4 separate regions of the Homo sapiens genome follow, and regions 1, 2 and 4 are each linked to region 3. A link is a loop called in an ENCODE intact Hi-C map of the cell type or tissue named here. Cell type or tissue: heart left ventricle. All regions are shown on one strand.

Region 1 (4,000 bases), 92 kb after region 3:
CCCGGCTAATTTTTTTTGTATTTTTAGTAGAGACTGAGTTTCACTATGTTGGCCAGGCTGGTTTTGAACTCCTGACCTCAAGCAGTCTGCCCACCTCGGCCTCCCAAAGTGCTAGGATTACAGACGTGAGCCACCACACCCGGCCTCTGAAACCCTTTCTGATCCAGTAGAAGTTCGTCTCTGTTTCTTGGCTATTAAATGTGTGGGCCTCAGAGCCAAACTATATCAAGATCCTAGATTTTTCCTGAACTCCCTAGGAGGGTCAGTGCTGTAGCCCCTCCTACCCTGGCTGCTCCGGGAAGTCCCTGCCTGCCATTACGGTCATCTGTGTGCCAGCAAAACTGGGAACCTCAGAACCATCTGGATTGCTGGGGCCCACAGGTTGGCTGTGAGTACCTGCAATTCTTGGCTTTAATTTGCTAATAAAAGTGTCACGTCAGAGCTGAGTTTGAAAAGTTCTGTTGCCCTTCCCCACAACAACATTCTGGCAGCCCCTTGCTATGAGCCAGACTCCGGGTCGGGTTCTGGTGACAGACACACCTCTACTCCTTCTTTTTTTTTTTTGAGACGGAGTCTCTCTGTTGCCCAGGCTGGAGTGCAGTGGCACAGTCTTGGCTCACCACAACCTCCGCCTCCTGGGTTCAAGTGATTCTCCTGCCTCAAGCTCCCGAGTAGCTGGGACTAAAGGTGCCCACCACCATGCCTGGCTAATTTTTGTATTTTTAGTAGAGATGGGGTTTCACTATGTTGGCCAGGCTGGTCTCGAACTCCTGACCTCGTGATCCACCTGCCTCGCCCTCCCAGAGTGCTAGGATTACAGGCGTGAGCCACAGCACCTGGCCACCTCTGCTCTTTTGGAGCTGACGTTGTGGCGGTGACAGGCAAACGGGTTAGCTGATAACTAGGATAATTTCATGAAGAGGTGAACCAGTGAAGCAGTTAAATCAAGGTAAAGGGTGGCTGGGCGCAGTGGCTCAGGCCTGTAATCCTAGCACTTTGGGAGGCCAAGGCAAAAGGGTCGTGTCAGCCTAGGAATTTAAGAGCAGCCTAGGCAACATAGCGAGACCCTGTCTCTTAACAAACAAACAAACAAAAACAAGGTAAAGTAGCCTGGGCGCGGTGGCTCATGCCTGTAATCCCAGCACTTTGGGAGGCTGAGGCGAGTGGATCACCTGAGGTCAGTAGTTCGAGACCAGCCTGGCCAAAATGGTGAAACCCCGTCTCTACTAAAAAATACAAAAATTAGCCAGGCGTGGTGGCGGGCACCTGTAATCCCAGCTACTTGGGAGGGTGAGGCAGGAGAATCGCTTGAACCTGGGAGGCGGAGGTTGCGCTAAGCCAAGATCGCGCCATTGCACTCCAGCCTGGGTGACAGGAGTGAAACTCTGTATCAAAAAGAAATAAAAAAACGAGGTCAAGTAGTAAGAGAAGCGGTAAGAGTGACGGGAACAGGAGTCATTGACCTCTTGGGAGAGGAGACATTGGAGGTGGTGATGATTTGCTGAAGCAGCCACACACGTTCAGCTTGTGAGGACAGCAGTTGTTAGGCAGGGGATGAGGGAGGAAGCTGGCAGATCTGTGCAGGTGAGAGGTACCTGTGGCCTTGGGCTCATGGAAGTGGGAGGTGATGGGATTCTAATGTGCTTGGGTACAGTTTACAAATACAACCTCTCTTAGTTTGCCCAATACCTCCAAATTCCTGGGGTGGCACACCTGAGGTTCAGGTGGCATGACTGAGCCACAGTCACACATCCCCACTGTAGGATACCACCACGGTTGGGTTAGGTTCCAGCACATGGCGGTCCCGGCCTGGCCTCTTGGTCCCACCTCACCTGGTGACTAGTGCAGACCACTCTGTTCTTGCCTGTTTCAGGCAGCGGAGGAGGAGAAAGAGATGGACCTCCCGGACTCGGCCTCGAGGGTCTTCTGCGGCCGCATCCTGAGCATGGTGAACACAGATGATGTCAACGCCATCATCCTGGCCCAGAAGAACATGTGAGTGGCGGCTGGGGGACCTGAGCGTGGGAAGGAATCCACAGGCTGGCCAACATTCTTGTCTTGCCCGCCCCTACCCGGGGCCCACACTGGTGATAAAATGAAGGAAATGAGCAAATCTGTCGCTGGCTCCAAAGTAAATTCCTTCCCGGCCTGGAGGCGAGGCCTTGGCACAGGAAGCAGGGCTTTGGGGAGATTTTGCAGCTGCGGATGGCTTGGCGGGGGCCGCAGGGGCTCCTGTCCCGAGACCTGGGGTGGGAGAGTTGAAGGACCAGAGGGGGCCACATGCAGGTTTTTTTGTTTATTTGTTTCTTGTTTTTGAGACAGAGTTTTGCTCTTGTTGCCCAGGCTAGAGTGCAATGGTGTGACCTTGCCTCACTGCAACCTCCGCCTCCCGAGTTCAAGCGATTTCTCCTGCCTCAGCCCTCTGAGTAGCTGGGATTACAAGCATGTGCCACCATGCCCAGCTAATTTTTGTATTTTTAGTAGAGACGGGCTTTCATCATGTTGGTCAGGCTGGTCTCGAACTCCTGACCTCAAGTGATCCACCCGCCTCGGCCTCCCGAAGTCCTGGGATTATAGGCCTGAGCCACTGTGCCTGGCCTTTATGCAGGTTTTATGCTGGTGCGCCTACTTCCTGGTGAAGGACTAGTCTCCCAGAGCCCAGGCTGTGTCTGCACAGTGCCCAGGGTCTCTTGGAGCGGACATAAAGGCCTCTTGTCCTCACTGGGGTTTGGTGCTGTGGCTGCTGAAACCTTGCCCTAATTCAGGCCTGCCCTGTGGGGAAGAAAGGCTAATACCAAGCTTGTCCAACCCTCGGCCTGTCCAACCCTTTGAATGTGGGCCAACACAAATTCGTAAACTTTCTTAAAACATTACGAGATTTTTTTTGTGATTTTTTTCTTTTTCTTTCTTAACTCATCAGCTGTCGTTAGTGTTAGTGTATTTTATGTGTGGCCCAAGACAATTCTTCTTCCAATGTGGCCCAGGGAAATGAAAAGACTGGACACCACTGGGCTAATACAGTCTTGGAGTGGAAGCACAGCCTCCCGCAGCTTTGTTTTTGTGTCTCTGAGCCAGAGGCTCTTCTCAGCTGTCACGACACAGTACAGACCTGATTTCCTTACCTTTTCTCCCAGACCCAGAGCAGCTCCGAGTCTCAATAGTACCTGTCTCTCTCCTGTGTCTTTTTTTTTTTTTTTTTTGGGAGACAGAGTCTCACTCTGTCGCCCAGGCTGGAATGCAATAGCATAATTGCTGCTCACTACATCCTCTGCCTCCTGGGTCAAGTGATTCTCCTGCTTCAGCCTCCTGAGTCGCTGGGATTATAGGCATGCACCACCATGCCTGGCTGATTTTTTTTTTGTGACGGAGTCTCGCTCTCTCGCCAGGCTGGAGCACAGTGGCGCAATCTCAGCTCACTGCAACCTCTGCCTGCTGGGTTCAAGCGATTCTACTGCCTCAGCCTTCCAAGTAGCTGGGACTACAGGTGTGCGCCACCACGGCCAGCTAATTTTTGTATTTTTAGTAGAGACGGGGTTTCACCACGTTGACCAGAATGGTCTCAATCTCTTGACTTCGTGATCCGCCCGCCTCAGCCTCCCAAAGTGCTGGGATTACAGGTGTGAGCCACCGTGCCCGGCCCTGATTTTTTTATTTTTAGAAGAGATGTGGTTTCACCATGTTGGCCAGACCTCAAGTGATCCACCCTGCCTCAACCTCCTAAAGTGCTGGTCTCCTTTTTTTTGAGACATAGTTTCGCACTGTCACCCAGGCTGGAGTGCAGTGGCGCAATCTCAGGTCACTGCTATGTCCGCCTCCCGGGTTCAAATGATTCTCCTGCCTCAGCCTCCCGAGTAGCTGGGATTACAGGCGCCCGCCACCATGCCCAGCCAATTTTTGTATTTTTGGTAGAGACGCGGTTTTCCCATGTTGGCAAGGCTGGTCTCGAACTCCTGACCTCATGATCTGCCTGCCTTGACCTCCCAAAGCGCTGGAATTGCAG
Region 2 (4,000 bases), 210 kb after region 3:
TGGTGGGTTCCTGTAATTCCAGCTACTTGGGAGGCTGAGGCAGGAGAATCACTTAAACCCCAGAGGCAGAGGTTGCAGTGAGCTGAGTCTGTGCCACTGCACTCCAGCCTGGGAAACAGAGACTCCGTCTCAAAAAAAAAAAAAAAAAAAAAATCCCATAAAAATTAGCTGAGCATCATGGTGCATGCCTGTAATCCCAGCTACTTGGGAGGCTGAGGTAGGAGAATCGCTTGAACCTGAGAGGCAGAGATTGCAGTGAGCCAAGGTTGCGCCACTGCACTCTAGCCTGGGCGACAGAGTGAGACTCTGTCTCAAAACAAAGATAAAGTAGGGCAGTGGCAATATCCAAGGCATTCTAAATGAAAATCGATATATATATATATATATTTAACATGAGCATTTTATTACCTGTTGTAAAGCATGAATCAAAGCATGTTTGGAAGATGTCAGCATCCCCTCCAGCCATCCTCAGTCCAATAAAATGTGTGCTTGTTGTGCCATTAGAGCCATCATCAATTCCCCCAGCTGACCTTCCTAGCTTCCACCCAGCCCATACTCTGAAATCCCTGCAGCCTCCTGAATATAAACTTTCAATATTGGTGGTTGGGGGTCCCTCTCTTGAGGGAGGGAGGGTTAGAGTCCCTCCTGCTTCCCTGGCTTACCACTCTGCCATCGGGGGAGTCTCTGCTCCTTCCTTCACTGCTGAGTCTTGATGGGATTTCTGGACCCTTCTGTTAGCACCTTGTTGCAAAATAGAGATCCTTGAACAAGACTGGACTGGAGAAGTATGCAGAGGGAAGGCTGAAGCTCTGTAACTCCAGTTCTTTGGGCTCAGGTATCCAGAGAATAGCAATATGCCCATTGCAAGGGAATGGGAAAAAGTAGTCGTCGGCTGGACATGGTGGCTCACGCCTGTAATCCCAGCACTTAGGGAGGGCGAGGCGGGTGGATCACCTGCTGTCAGGAGTTCAAGACCAGCCTGGCCAACATGGTCTTTAGTCTCTACTGAAAATAAAAAAATTAGCTGGGCGTGGTGGCGCCTGCCTGTAATCCTAGCTACTGGAGAGGCTGAGGCAGGAGAATGGCTTGAACCTGGGAGGAGGAGGTTGCAGTGAGCCGAGATCGCACCACTGCATTCCAGTCTGGGCGACAAGGGCAAAACTCGGTCTCAAGGGAAAAAAAAAAAAAAAAAAGAAAGTCGTTAAGGGCAACAGCTAGGTTTATGGACTGAGAGAGCCGATTGCAGGGTTCAGGTCTTAGCTAAGATAACTTTCCGCCTCCCTGTCTGTGGTGGCTGCAGGAGCCTCCCTCCCTAATGTTCTGTGGCTGGCCACTGGTCTTATTTACCGCATCACATTTACCTCCATCTGAAAAGTTCTTGGTTATTTGTGTGCTATGTCTGCCCCCTCTCTGACTGTACACTCCATAAGGGCAGGGATCACCTCTGCTTGTTCACGCCTGTACTCCAGTTTGCCTGGCACATAGTAGGTGCTCAGTAAATATTCCTTGAATGAATGAATGCATGAGTGACCAACGCCCTAGTCTGTTTTCAGAGCTCTTAGTCCAAACCCAGGTTCAACTTGGGGTGCCACCAATCCTTGCGGGGGGGGGTGCCTGGCCCCACCCTTGTGAATTGGGAGGATCTGGGTCAGGCCGTCTCCCTCTTGGGGGCTCCAGTGCCCCAGCCGATCCGCGGTCCTTGTCCAACAGCCCAGAGGCCGCTGTCCAGCGGGCCAGGAGGCGGATCACTGCGTCGGCGTTGAAATTTCCACTCGCGCTCCACCGCCCTTCCCGCGGGCCCCGAGCGCGCGCCTGGGCGCGCGCATGCGCCTTCGCCCCCGCGCCGCGCGCCGCTCCTGTGCGCCTGCGCCGCGCTCACGACCGCCGGCGCGCCTGCGCACTGCTCGCCGCCCGTGGGCCCAGCCGGCGCTTGCGCGGTGGCACGGGCGAGTGGGGGGGCGAGGAGGTGGAGGAGGAGGAGGAGGAGGAGGAGGTGGCGGCGAGAAGATGGCGACTTCGAACAATCCGCGGAAATTCAGCGAGAAGATCGCGCTGCACAATCAGAAGCAGGCGGAGGAGACGGCGGCCTTCGAGGAGGTCATGAAGGACCTGAGCCTGACGCGGGCCGCGCGGGTAAGGGGGCTGCCCGCGCCGACCCTTCAGGGCCGGCGGAGGGAGGGAGGGGGCGCGTGTCCGGCGCGTGCACGGGGCGGGGTGGGGGGGGGCGCGGCGGGGGCGGGGCGCGCGCGGCGGGGGCGGGGCTTGGCACGGCCCGAGGGGGACAGGTGTCCCCACGCCCCGGGCGTCGTGGGCGGGACAGGTGACCCCACAAAATCCATACCTGATGGGGTACAGGTGCCCTGCATCACTGCTCCCCGGAGGAGACAGGGGCCTCTATATCATTACTACTAGGAGGGAACAGGTGCTAGTACCTCGTCGTTACCTGACAGGGGACAGGTGTCCCTACATCATTGTTACCCGAGGGGGACAGGTGCCCCACATTATTACTACCTGGAAGGGACAGGTGCCCCCGCATCATTGCTACCTGGGGGGGCAGGATGACACAGGTGTATGAGCTGGGTGCTGCTTGCAAGCACCATTGGTAGCTGGGGGTGAGGGTGCAAGTGCCCCCGCATCCTTGCTACCTGGGAGGGACAGATGCCCTCCCATTCTTGCTACCTGAGGGGGACCGGTGTCTCTACGTCATGGTTACCTGTGCCTTTACTCCCTGGGTGTTGGGGGAGGAACGGATGTCCCCACTTGCAGAGCTGAGGTGGGACAGGGATCTCTCCCTCTTGGACAGCTGAGGGAATGGTCAGATCCTGTCCCCCAGGGGGTCCAGAGGGGGGCCAAGAAGGCAGATTGTGCTCAGTCCTGGAACTTGGAGTGGAGACAGCTGCCCCTTCTCCATGTAGCCCATATGGTGGGGGCCAGGTGATGTTCCTCCCAGTGGAACAGGGGATGCTGACCACAGCCCCTGCCCTCTCAGGACCAGGGTGGAGGGCCAGGTCTGCCTCAGGTGGCTGGGCGCATTTGGTGTGCAGGGGCAGGCCAGGTTCTGCCAGGCTCCTGTCTGGCAGAGCAGATACCCTGCAAATCTCACCTGGGAAGTTGCTGTGGGCCAGGAGCAGGGGCTTGGGGCTGGTGTCTGAGCACGGCAAGGCACCCGAGTTCCTCAGGCCTCAGTTTCTTGTCAGGCATTCTAGCAAGACCTTCCTCTTGGGGCAGGGTGGTGAGCACACTCTGCAAAGGTGATGCTGAATCTCCACTTTGTTCTTGCAGTGTGGTGAGACCTCTCTCCTGCATCCTGGGGCCTTGGGGAGGGTTTGGGTGGGCTTTGCAGATGCTCGTATCCCTGGTTTCCAGATTCAGCCACTGATGTGACTGGCTCAGGTAGACTTAACCTCAGTCTCTGATTCCTTAGGTAGCACTTTCAGTCTGTGTTACTTTGTAACTAGTTGTTTGTTTCTCTGAGAGATTGTGACCTTATAGACTAGGATTTGTGTCTTCATTTCTGTGTTGGTAATGATTGGGAGCTCACTGTCACCCAGGTACTGCTTTAGGCATGCTCGGTGAGTGTGCCACATCTGTCCTCCCAGCTCCAAGCAGCTACATTCTTGCTCAGGATGTAGAGAAAGAGATGGCTGGTGAATGAATGAATGAAAAAAAAATAAGAAAATGGCCAGGTGTGGTGGCTCATGCCTGTAATCCCAGCACTTTGGAAGGCTGAGGCAGTGGATCACCTGAGGTTAGGAGTTCGAGACCAGCCTGGCCAACGTGGTGAAACCCTGTCTGTACTAAAAATATAAAAATTAGCCGGACGTGGTGGTAGCTACCTGTAATCCCAGCTACTGGGGAGGTTGAGGTGGGAGAATCACTTGAACCTGGGAGGTGGAGGTTGCAGTGAGCCGAGATCATGTTACTGTACTCCAGCCTGGGTGACAAGAGTGAAACTCCATTTCAAAAAAAGAAAATAAGAAGAAAGTGTGCAACTTGAGCA
Region 3 (4,000 bases):
AACACATAGCGCCACACATACAACCACCCCGACAGCACCACACACAACCTCCCCCACACACAAACACAACCCACACACACAACCCACACATGCACAACCCCCACACACACAGCCACACACAAACCCCTCCACACCAAACCCCTCCACACACAAACCCCTACACACAACCACACAAACACAACCCAGACATAAACCCCCACACAGCCACACAAACACAACTCACACATAACCACACACACAACCACAACCCACACAAACACAACCCCCACACACACAAACAATCCATACACACACACACACACAAACACAATCCATACACACAGAAACACAACCTCCCACACACAAACAACCACACACGCCCTGAAGCCTCAGCCAGAGCCATGTGGGTGACCCTGGCCATCCAGATCTGTCCTGCTTCGACGCCACTGAGGTGTTTTTTCACCCAACACACACAGGTGCCACCCTGCCCTGCCTGCACCTCCCTTCCCAGATGTGACTTTTATTCTCGTTCATACAAGAAACTGGAAACACGCTGCTGGGATGAGGGAAGCTCAAGTTTGTGAGAGGCTCTGTGGTGGCCAGGTGCACAGGTGACATGGTGACCCAGAATGAGCCAGCCAGGGAAGCTGGGGACCACACGTCCAGGGAAACCAAAAAGAGTGGCTGTGGGAACCTGAGCCTGGCCTGGGTGGCTCTCCCGCCCTCCTCTGTCATCTCTTTAACCCCCACTGCCCCCTGTGGTCCTGGCCTGAGGCCCAAGTTGCCAGTGGCTCCTGCCCCACAGTGACTAAGGGCTGGGCACCCTCACGTGCAGCCCTGTCCCAGGAAAACCCCAGCTCCACCCAGGTTGGCAGGACTCATTCTGTCACCCTGGCTTCAGGGGAGATGCCACTCAGCAGAGAGCTGGCAGTGAGACCAGGCCACTGCCTGTGGCCTGGGGCAGCTGTACACCCAGTCAGCACTGACAGGGCCCCCCTGCCTGAGCCTGCCCAGCAACCTTGCTTCTCTGTGGGTAGGGGCTTCATAGTGGCCCTTCACCCTGCTTGGATCTTTTCCACACAGGTGTAGACATCTGCCCCCCAAACTCCATCCTAGAAGCAGGGGCCAGGTGCAGAGCCCAGGGCCAGGTGTGCAGCTGTGGCGGGGAGTAGGGGCTGCATGAAGGGGGGTGACACAGGCCTCAAAGCTGATGCTCGGGAGAGTGTCGTGCTGCTGGCGAAAAGGGGAAGACACACAGAGGGCATGGCGGTTGGCGTCCTTCAGGATGCAGGGGTGAGAAGGTGGGGAGAGTGTTAGGAAAGGTTTCCCGGAGCCAGACACCGAGGTTCTCACAGGCCCTGCCTCCCCTAGCACACGAAGCGCTATGGAGCCCTCTGATTAACGGGCTGTTTTGCTGCTGGTTAATGGTTACCAGCCCGGGACCGTGGGGAAGCCAGCGGGATGGGAGCAGCCCAGGAATGCGGCCACTTTCTTCGCACTAGCCAAGAGCTTGCCCGGGTTCTGGGACAAGGTTTGAAACGCAGCCCCTGCTCAGCCTTCTGAATGGGGTCTTGGTTGCTCCTTGGGGACTGCTCATGGGCCCAGTGACCCACGTACCAGTGGGCTGCCATGGGGCCCTCAGATGGCCCACGCACAGCAGGTCTGGGTATGTCTGAGGTCAGTCCCGGCTCCAGGTTATAGGGTGTGGGGAGGAGTTGCCATAAACCTAAGCACTAGTCCATGCTCACAGACACAGAGCCCAGGCCACAGGGGCTCATCCTAGGCGCTTCCGCAGGGCCCAAAGGCCCGCTCTGCCCTTCCCGCTGACCTGACCATGGCCACCAGGGGGCGTTGCTTCCACCACCGCTCAAGTCCCTGCCAGAGTCCGTTCATCTCTTCCCTTTGAAATCCATCCCAAATTGGGGCCTGCTGCACTCCCCACCTGACCCCAGACAGGAGCTTGGGCGATGCTGGCTGACTGGATCCATGAAGGAACACCATCCAGGGGGCGTTCCGACAACGATGAGCCCAGTGCAGGCTCTGTGGCAGGCTGCCGGCAGCATGGCCCAGGACCAAGAGCCCCAAAGCTAACAGCCCACTAAAGTGAAGCAGCTGGCCAGGCGCGGTGGCTCCCGCCTATAATCCCAGCACTTTGGGAGGCTGAGGTGGGTGGATCACCTGAGGTCAGGAGTTCGAGACCAGCCTGGCCAACATGGCAAAACCCTGTCTCTAGAAGGAGGTTAGCTGTGTAGCCACCCCAGGTCTCTCTCAGTGACTTGGGCCCCTGCTACACATGTTATTAGGCTCCAGGTCAAGGCACATGGCATGCTGCACGCAAGGACACCACTGTGTGCTTCGGCCATGGCCAGGCTGCAGTGTGTCATCTGACGGGCTCGCTGAGATGGGGGTTGGGGATGAGGGGCCCCCCCACTGCTCAGGTTGGGGTAGAGGGGCATGGGTGGTCAGGCAGCAGCAGAAGGCACAGAGTGACTGCTGTAGGACACCAGAGGGCACTGTGGGGCTGCTCTGGCAGCAAGCCCAGGCCAGCCCGCCCCTGCCCCCAACCTCTGACCCCTGAGAGAATGTCCTGGGGAAGGTAAAAAGGAGGTGGCCAAAGGGTGACCACAAGACCCAACTGGGGCTGATGGAAGTGTGGGGTTGTGTCAACTGGCTAGGCTGCAGCCCCTGGAGATTCATTATTCCATGACATCCCGTCTAGGGGTGCCCTGGAGGTACTCTGTGGACATGGTTACCATCCACAAACCAGATACTGAAAGCAAGTAAAGGAGATGACCCTCGATGGTCTGGGTGGTCCCATCGAATCAGCCCAAGGCCTTAAGAGGGAAACTGGCTGGGGTTTGGCAGGAGGAGGAAGAAACTCTGCCTGAGGACTGCTCCATCAGCTCCTACTGGAGGTCTGCAGCCAGCCCTGAGGGTTACAGACTCCCCAGCCCACAGTCGTCTGAGCCCACTGCTTGCAATGCATCTTTTTATCAGCACACACAGACACACGTCTCCTAGAGGCTCCATGTCTCTGCAGAACCCTGGGCTGCACCTGGAAGCCCATGGATCATCATGTCCATATCCCCACATCCAGCTGTGCAGAGCTCTCAGGCTGTGGACAGAAATTGATTTAGGTACAACATGGTAACTCTAAAAGAAAAAAAAAAAGTTGGGTGCAGTGGCTCACACCTGTAATTCTAGCACTTTGGGAGGCCAAGGTGGGAAGATCATTTGAGCCTAGAAGTTCAAGACCAGCCTGGACAACATAATGAGACTCCGTCTTTACAAAAATAAAAATAAAATTTGCCTAGCATGGTAGTGTACACCAGTAGTCCCAACTACTTGAGAAGCTGAGGTGGGAGGATCCCTTGAGCCCAAGAGTTCAAAGCTGAAGTAAGCTATGGTTGTGCCACTGCACTCCAGCCTCGGCAACAGAGAGACTCATCTCTTAAAAAACAAAACAAGGCTGGGCGTGGTGGCTCACCTGTAATCCCAGCACTTTGGGAGGCTGCAGCAGGTGGATCACCTGAGGTCAGGAGTTTGAGACCAGCCTGGCCAACATGGTGAAACCCTATCTCTACTAAAAGTACAAAAATTAGCCAGGCATGGTGGCAGGCGTCTGTAATCTCAGCTACTTGGGAGGCTTAGGCAGGAGAATTACTTGAATCCAGGAGGCCGAAGTTGCAGTGAGCCAAGATTGCACCACTGCACTCCAGCCTAGATGCAGGGGAACCTGCAATAAAGGCTAGAAGAAAAATCAAACCATTCTAAGGCATATCGGGTAGGTTAGGGGAGATGAAGAGTCCTAAAACAGGGGGTCAAAGAAGGTAGATGACTCACCCTTTCTCTCATTCCCTGATTTTTCTATAAGATGGTCATTTAGAAGAAAACATATTTCAAAAAAATGAGGGTGCTGAGTTTCTATGAACCTCTCTCCCAACCAAAATCCAGACAAATGTCCAAGGTCCTTGTGTGCCCTAATGCAGCAGTCCCCTACCTTTTTGGCACCAGCGACTAG
Region 4 (4,000 bases), 120 kb after region 3:
ATTATTCTAGGAGTAACCTTTGGCCCATGTCTTTTCAGTTCCTTCATCCTTTCGTTTCTTCCTGAATAGAATCAATGAAACTAGAAATGTTACTGCAGATGGAACCTCAGATGACTTCAACCAGCACCTATTATCAAGGACCCCTAAACCAGCCTGCCGGCCCATACCCGGACGTTGACACCCAAACCACCTCTCACGAGGAAACCTCAGCTACAGAACCCCTTCTATGCCCCTATTCAGCAGGAAGCAATTAGAGTGGTCATCCTCCCACACCCCAACAGCAGTTGGGCTCTCCTGTTGAGAGAGGGGACTGAGGGGTGGAGTTGGCAGGATTTACTGGGCAGGTTTGGGGACTTTCACAGAAGACCCCTGTGACTCAGTGTTTTGAGTTCTTAACCAATCGAGTGAAGGATTCAGAATTAACCACTCCAGGCCGGGCGCGGTGGCTCACGCCTGTAATCCCAGCACTTTGGGAGGCCGAGGCGGGCGGATCACGAGGTCAGGAGATTGAGACCATCCTGGCTAACCCGGTGAAACCCTGCCTCTACTAAAAATACAAAAAATTGGCCGGGTGTGGTGGCGGGCGCCTGTGGTCCCAGCTACTGGGGAGGCTGAGGCAGGAGAATGGCGTGAACCCGGGAGGCAGAGCTTGAAGTGAGCCGAGATCGTGCCATTGCACTGCAGCCTGGGCGACAGAGCGAGACTCTGTCTCACTAAAAAAAAAAAAAAAAAAAAACAAAAAAAAAAAACACTCCAGAGGAGGATTGAAAAAAGAACCACTCTCAATGGACAAAAAGAAAGGGGAGGGGTAACATAGGGATATGAGCCCTAGCCACCGGAGCCAGCAACGGCAACCCTTCCGGGTCCCCTTCCAGCATGTGGAAGCTTTCCTTTCGCTTTGTTCAATAAACTGCCCTGCTGCTCACTCTCCTGGTCCGTGGACTCTTTTTGATCTGTAACACACACCGCGAAGGTCCACAGCTTCATTCTTCAAAGTTAGCGAGACCACGAACCCATCGGCAAGAAAAACTCCCAACTCACTAACAGCCTAGTCCCTTCCCCCTTAAAGGCTGGTGTCTGTCACCCCATACCTGAGCTGGTCCCTCTTCACTAAGTCAGGCTACCAGCATCTTCCTGCTCCTCCGGCTGGGCCCCTGGAGGAGGAAGCTTTCCAAAGCTCTGTCTAGCCCATGTATCCCTCCAGCAGGAAGCTCCAAGGCCTCCTCTGTACTTTGAGGTCGTTCTGGCCCCTGCTATGCTCCAGGCTCAGGGCTATTACACAAGACACCCAATTCAACTCGGTGGGCTGTTGACACCGTCCCTGTCACTGAATCTTGTCTTCACCCCTGTGATTCTCTGAAGAGCCAGTGAATCTCTGTTAATGTTGGTGGAGTTCCAGCCACTGCACTTTTTTTGAGGCAGACTCACTGTGGCTCCGGCTGGAGTGCAGTGGCATGGTCATAGCTCATGGCAGCCCCCAACTCCCGGGCTCATGTAATCCTCCCACCTCAGCCTCCCGAGTAGCTGGGACTGGAGGCGGGAGCCACCATGTCGGGCTAATTGGTTTTTCTGTAGAGATCGGGCCTCCCTAGGTTGCCCAGGCTTACTTAACACTCTTGAACGTCAAAACCCACGCTCAGTACCCGCTTCAAGTGGAAGTCGGTGTTGAGATACAAGCATAGGAACGAACTCAAGGCTAACAGCTGTTCTGTATTCAGAGCCGCACAATCAAGGAAAAACACGATCGGAGGCGGGCCCTGGACGGGAACAAGAAGGGTGGGCTTGACTGGGCGGCCCGCGGTCTTGGTTCCCCTTTCTTCCTTCTGGCTGGCCGGCCGCAGGGTAGGGGGTCCGTGGACCTCCCGGCCTGTAGGGGGCGTCGGGCGCAGCGGAAGGGCCTGCTCCGGAGCCTGGCCAGGGCTGCGCAGTCATGATCACCGAGACCGCGGCGGAGCCTACGGTCCCTGCAGTGCCTGCTGCTGAGGAGGCCACCGAAGCTCGGGGACGCGAGGAGCCGGCGTGGCCCTGGGTGAGCCCAGGCCCAAGCGGGAACGGGCGCGGGGCGGGCGGCGCAGACCCAGGGGCGCGGGCTTCATGCCCCAGCCGTGCCCCCTGTCCCGCAGAAAGACGCCCCGATCCGGACGCTGGTGCAGCGCATCCACCAGCTGCAGGCTGAGCGCGCGCAGGGCTTCCGCCGACTGGAGGAGTGAGTGGGGGCGCGGAGGGGCTCAGGGTTCGGTCCCCCGCCCGCTCCGGGCGTGGGCGTGTTCTCGGCGGGCGTGCCTGGAGGAGGAGCTGGGTCCTTGTGTGGCTGCAGAGTCAGATGGGGCGGGGATTTCGGGGCACCGGGTCCTCACCTTCACGAAAAAGGCCCCACAGCACGTCCCCACTACCCGACGACTCACTCTTCGTGGCTTCTCTCTCCTCCCCAAGAGCAGGGGTGGGCCTGTCTCGCGTTCCCCTGCGGGAGTCAGGAAGCGTCCTTCCTACCTACCAGTCCTCCCCTCTGGTGTCTGGGGACACTTCCTGGGGGCCTTTCAGGTGGTTGGCGCCGGTGCAGGGCCTGAGAGCCTGGGGGCGCGGCCTCAGGGTCCCCACATGCCGCAGAGGCCACCGCCAGTACCTGCGCAGCGGCCCTGACTACGACTTCGCGCGCTACCGGAGCACAGTGCACGGGGTGACCCAGGCCTTCGCCGCCGCCTCGCGGGAGGTGCTGGCGGTGGAAGCAGAGCTGGGCGGGCCTCGCAGGCAGCCGCTGCTCGCCGGCCACGTGCGCAGCCTGCAGGAGCTGGAGCAGACGCGGCTGGGCACGGTGAGGCCACCACCCCTTCCCCGCCGTGTCTCTAGGACCCTGGCCGGCTCCTCTCATGACGCACCCCTGGTTGGGGGGTGGTCCCAGTATCCCATACACAGACCTCACCCCTTCCTGTCCCACCCCAATCCTCTATTAAGGCTTCACTTGGGGATTCTCGGACCTTGCCCTCTGCTGTTCATCCCCAATTTTTTTCCCAAGTTTTGTCCTTATTCCCAGAGCACTCCCGCTTTCTCCCAGCTCCGCCTAAATGCTATTCCAAGATGCCCAGATCCCGCCCCAACAATGCTCCACCCACTCTGGTTGTTCCGCGTCTAGGGTCCCACCCTCAACCTCCCGTAGATACAGGCGAGGGGGGTCCCAGGCCACGCCTCCTCCGTATTATTCCTCCATCACAGCTTTAGTTCTTTGCCTATTTCTCTCTTGCGATCCGCCTGCTCGGCCCTGCAACCGTGTGTGACTGGAATTCCTAGGCCACGCCCCCCATGAGCGACCCGTCTCAGCGTCTCTTTGGCCTTTTTCTTTCTGGTGTTTTTTTTTTTTTTTTTTTTTTTTAAGACAGGCTCTTGCTCTCTTGCTCTCTCACCCAGGCTAGAGTGCAATGGCGCGATCTCGGCTAACGGCAACCTCCGCCTCCCAGATTCAAGCGATTCTCCTGCCTCAGCCTCCTGAGTAGCTGGGATTACAGGCATAATTTTTGTATTTTGTATTTTTTTTAGTAGAGACGGGGTTGTGCCATATGGGCAAGGCTGGTCTCGAACTCCTGGTCTCAAGCGATCCGCCCTCTTCTGCTTCCCGAAGTGCTGGGATTTCAGGCGTGAGCCACCGCGTCCAGGCTTTTTGGCCTACTTTTATCCTGGGTCCCCGTCCCTGGGACCATGAGGCGCAACCTAACCCACCCCTACGGCCAATGCCTGGCTAAGACGTCACTGTTGTTCCCAGGCCACGCCCACATCGCGCTCAGCACTGCCTCTGGCCTGCCTGCTGTCTCCTTTCTGAGAGAGCCTCTAAACTGAATTTCGGACTCTTCCTACACAAAGCACTGCCCCTCGTGGTTCTACCCGGGCACTGCCTTTCTGGGTGCCTCTGTTTTTTCCTGAACATCCTTGGAGGGCAGGGGGTGGGTTCTGCTCGTGGAGACATCCTTCGTGTTGCTCATTCCCCCACCAGGTGGCCCTGCTGCAGTTG

What was found. Hi-C counts contacts between places; a loop is a spot of excess contacts. Peaks named below come from ENCODE experiments on the same cell type or tissue, not always from the same donor. Only the 100,000 strongest peaks of a DNase experiment are listed, where the experiment ranks them.
Region 1: it touches region 3 in a loop (2.3-fold over the local background); 72 of 110 quality-filtered maps call a loop at or near these places.
Region 2: a loop joins it to region 3, with 2.4 times the contacts of the local background. A loop is called at or near these places in 28 of 110 quality-filtered maps.
Region 4: it touches region 3 in a loop (2.6-fold over the local background); 53 of 110 quality-filtered maps call a loop at or near these places.

The regions. Positions count from the first base shown.
Region 1 is chr19:18,560,163-18,564,162 of GRCh38, forward strand. It overlaps KXD1 (KxDL motif containing 1), which reads left to right. Exons shown (of 5, transcript NM_024069.4): 2 at 1,874-1,995. The coding sequence starts at 1,895. It also overlaps a transcript of UBA52 not described here. Among named protein-coding and RNA genes, the nearest start is that of KXD1, 4.3 kb to the left of the region's middle. RefSeq lists an enhancer at 1,941-2,526. In heart left ventricle, no CTCF peak of the experiment used is centred here; a DNase peak (open chromatin) is centred at 2,121; H3K27ac peaks cover 1,426 bases.
Region 2 is chr19:18,681,696-18,685,695 of GRCh38, forward strand. It overlaps CRTC1 (CREB regulated transcription coactivator 1), which reads left to right and starts at 1,985. Exons shown (of 14, transcript NM_015321.3): 1 at 1,985-2,133. The coding sequence starts at 2,008. RefSeq lists an enhancer at 1,375-1,674 and a silencer at 1,885-1,974. In heart left ventricle, no CTCF peak of the experiment used is centred here; a DNase peak (open chromatin) is centred at 1,876; H3K4me3 peaks cover 1,750 bases; H3K27ac peaks cover 771 bases.
Region 3 is chr19:18,467,942-18,471,941 of GRCh38, forward strand. The region is part of intron 2 of ELL (elongation factor for RNA polymerase II); the gene reads right to left. Among named protein-coding and RNA genes, the nearest start is that of ISYNA1, 32 kb to the left of the region's middle. RefSeq lists an enhancer at 780-1,417 and silencers at 1,581-1,690, 1,731-1,780. In heart left ventricle, CTCF peaks have their summits at 1,804 (motif pointing right) and 2,489 (motif pointing right); a DNase peak (open chromatin) is centred at 1,840.
Region 4 is chr19:18,586,872-18,590,871 of GRCh38, forward strand. REX1BD (required for excision 1-B domain containing) reads left to right here and starts at 1,927. Exons shown (of 5, transcript NM_001100418.2): 1 at 1,927-2,029; 2 at 2,124-2,206; 3 at 2,542-2,812; 4 at 3,983-4,000. The coding sequence starts at 1,931. RefSeq lists a silencer at 1,755-2,274. In heart left ventricle, CTCF peaks have their summits at 1,862 (motif pointing right), 2,070 and 2,723; DNase peaks (open chromatin) are centred at 1,880, 2,250, 2,700 and 3,208; H3K4me3 peaks cover 2,397 bases; H3K27ac peaks cover 1,803 bases.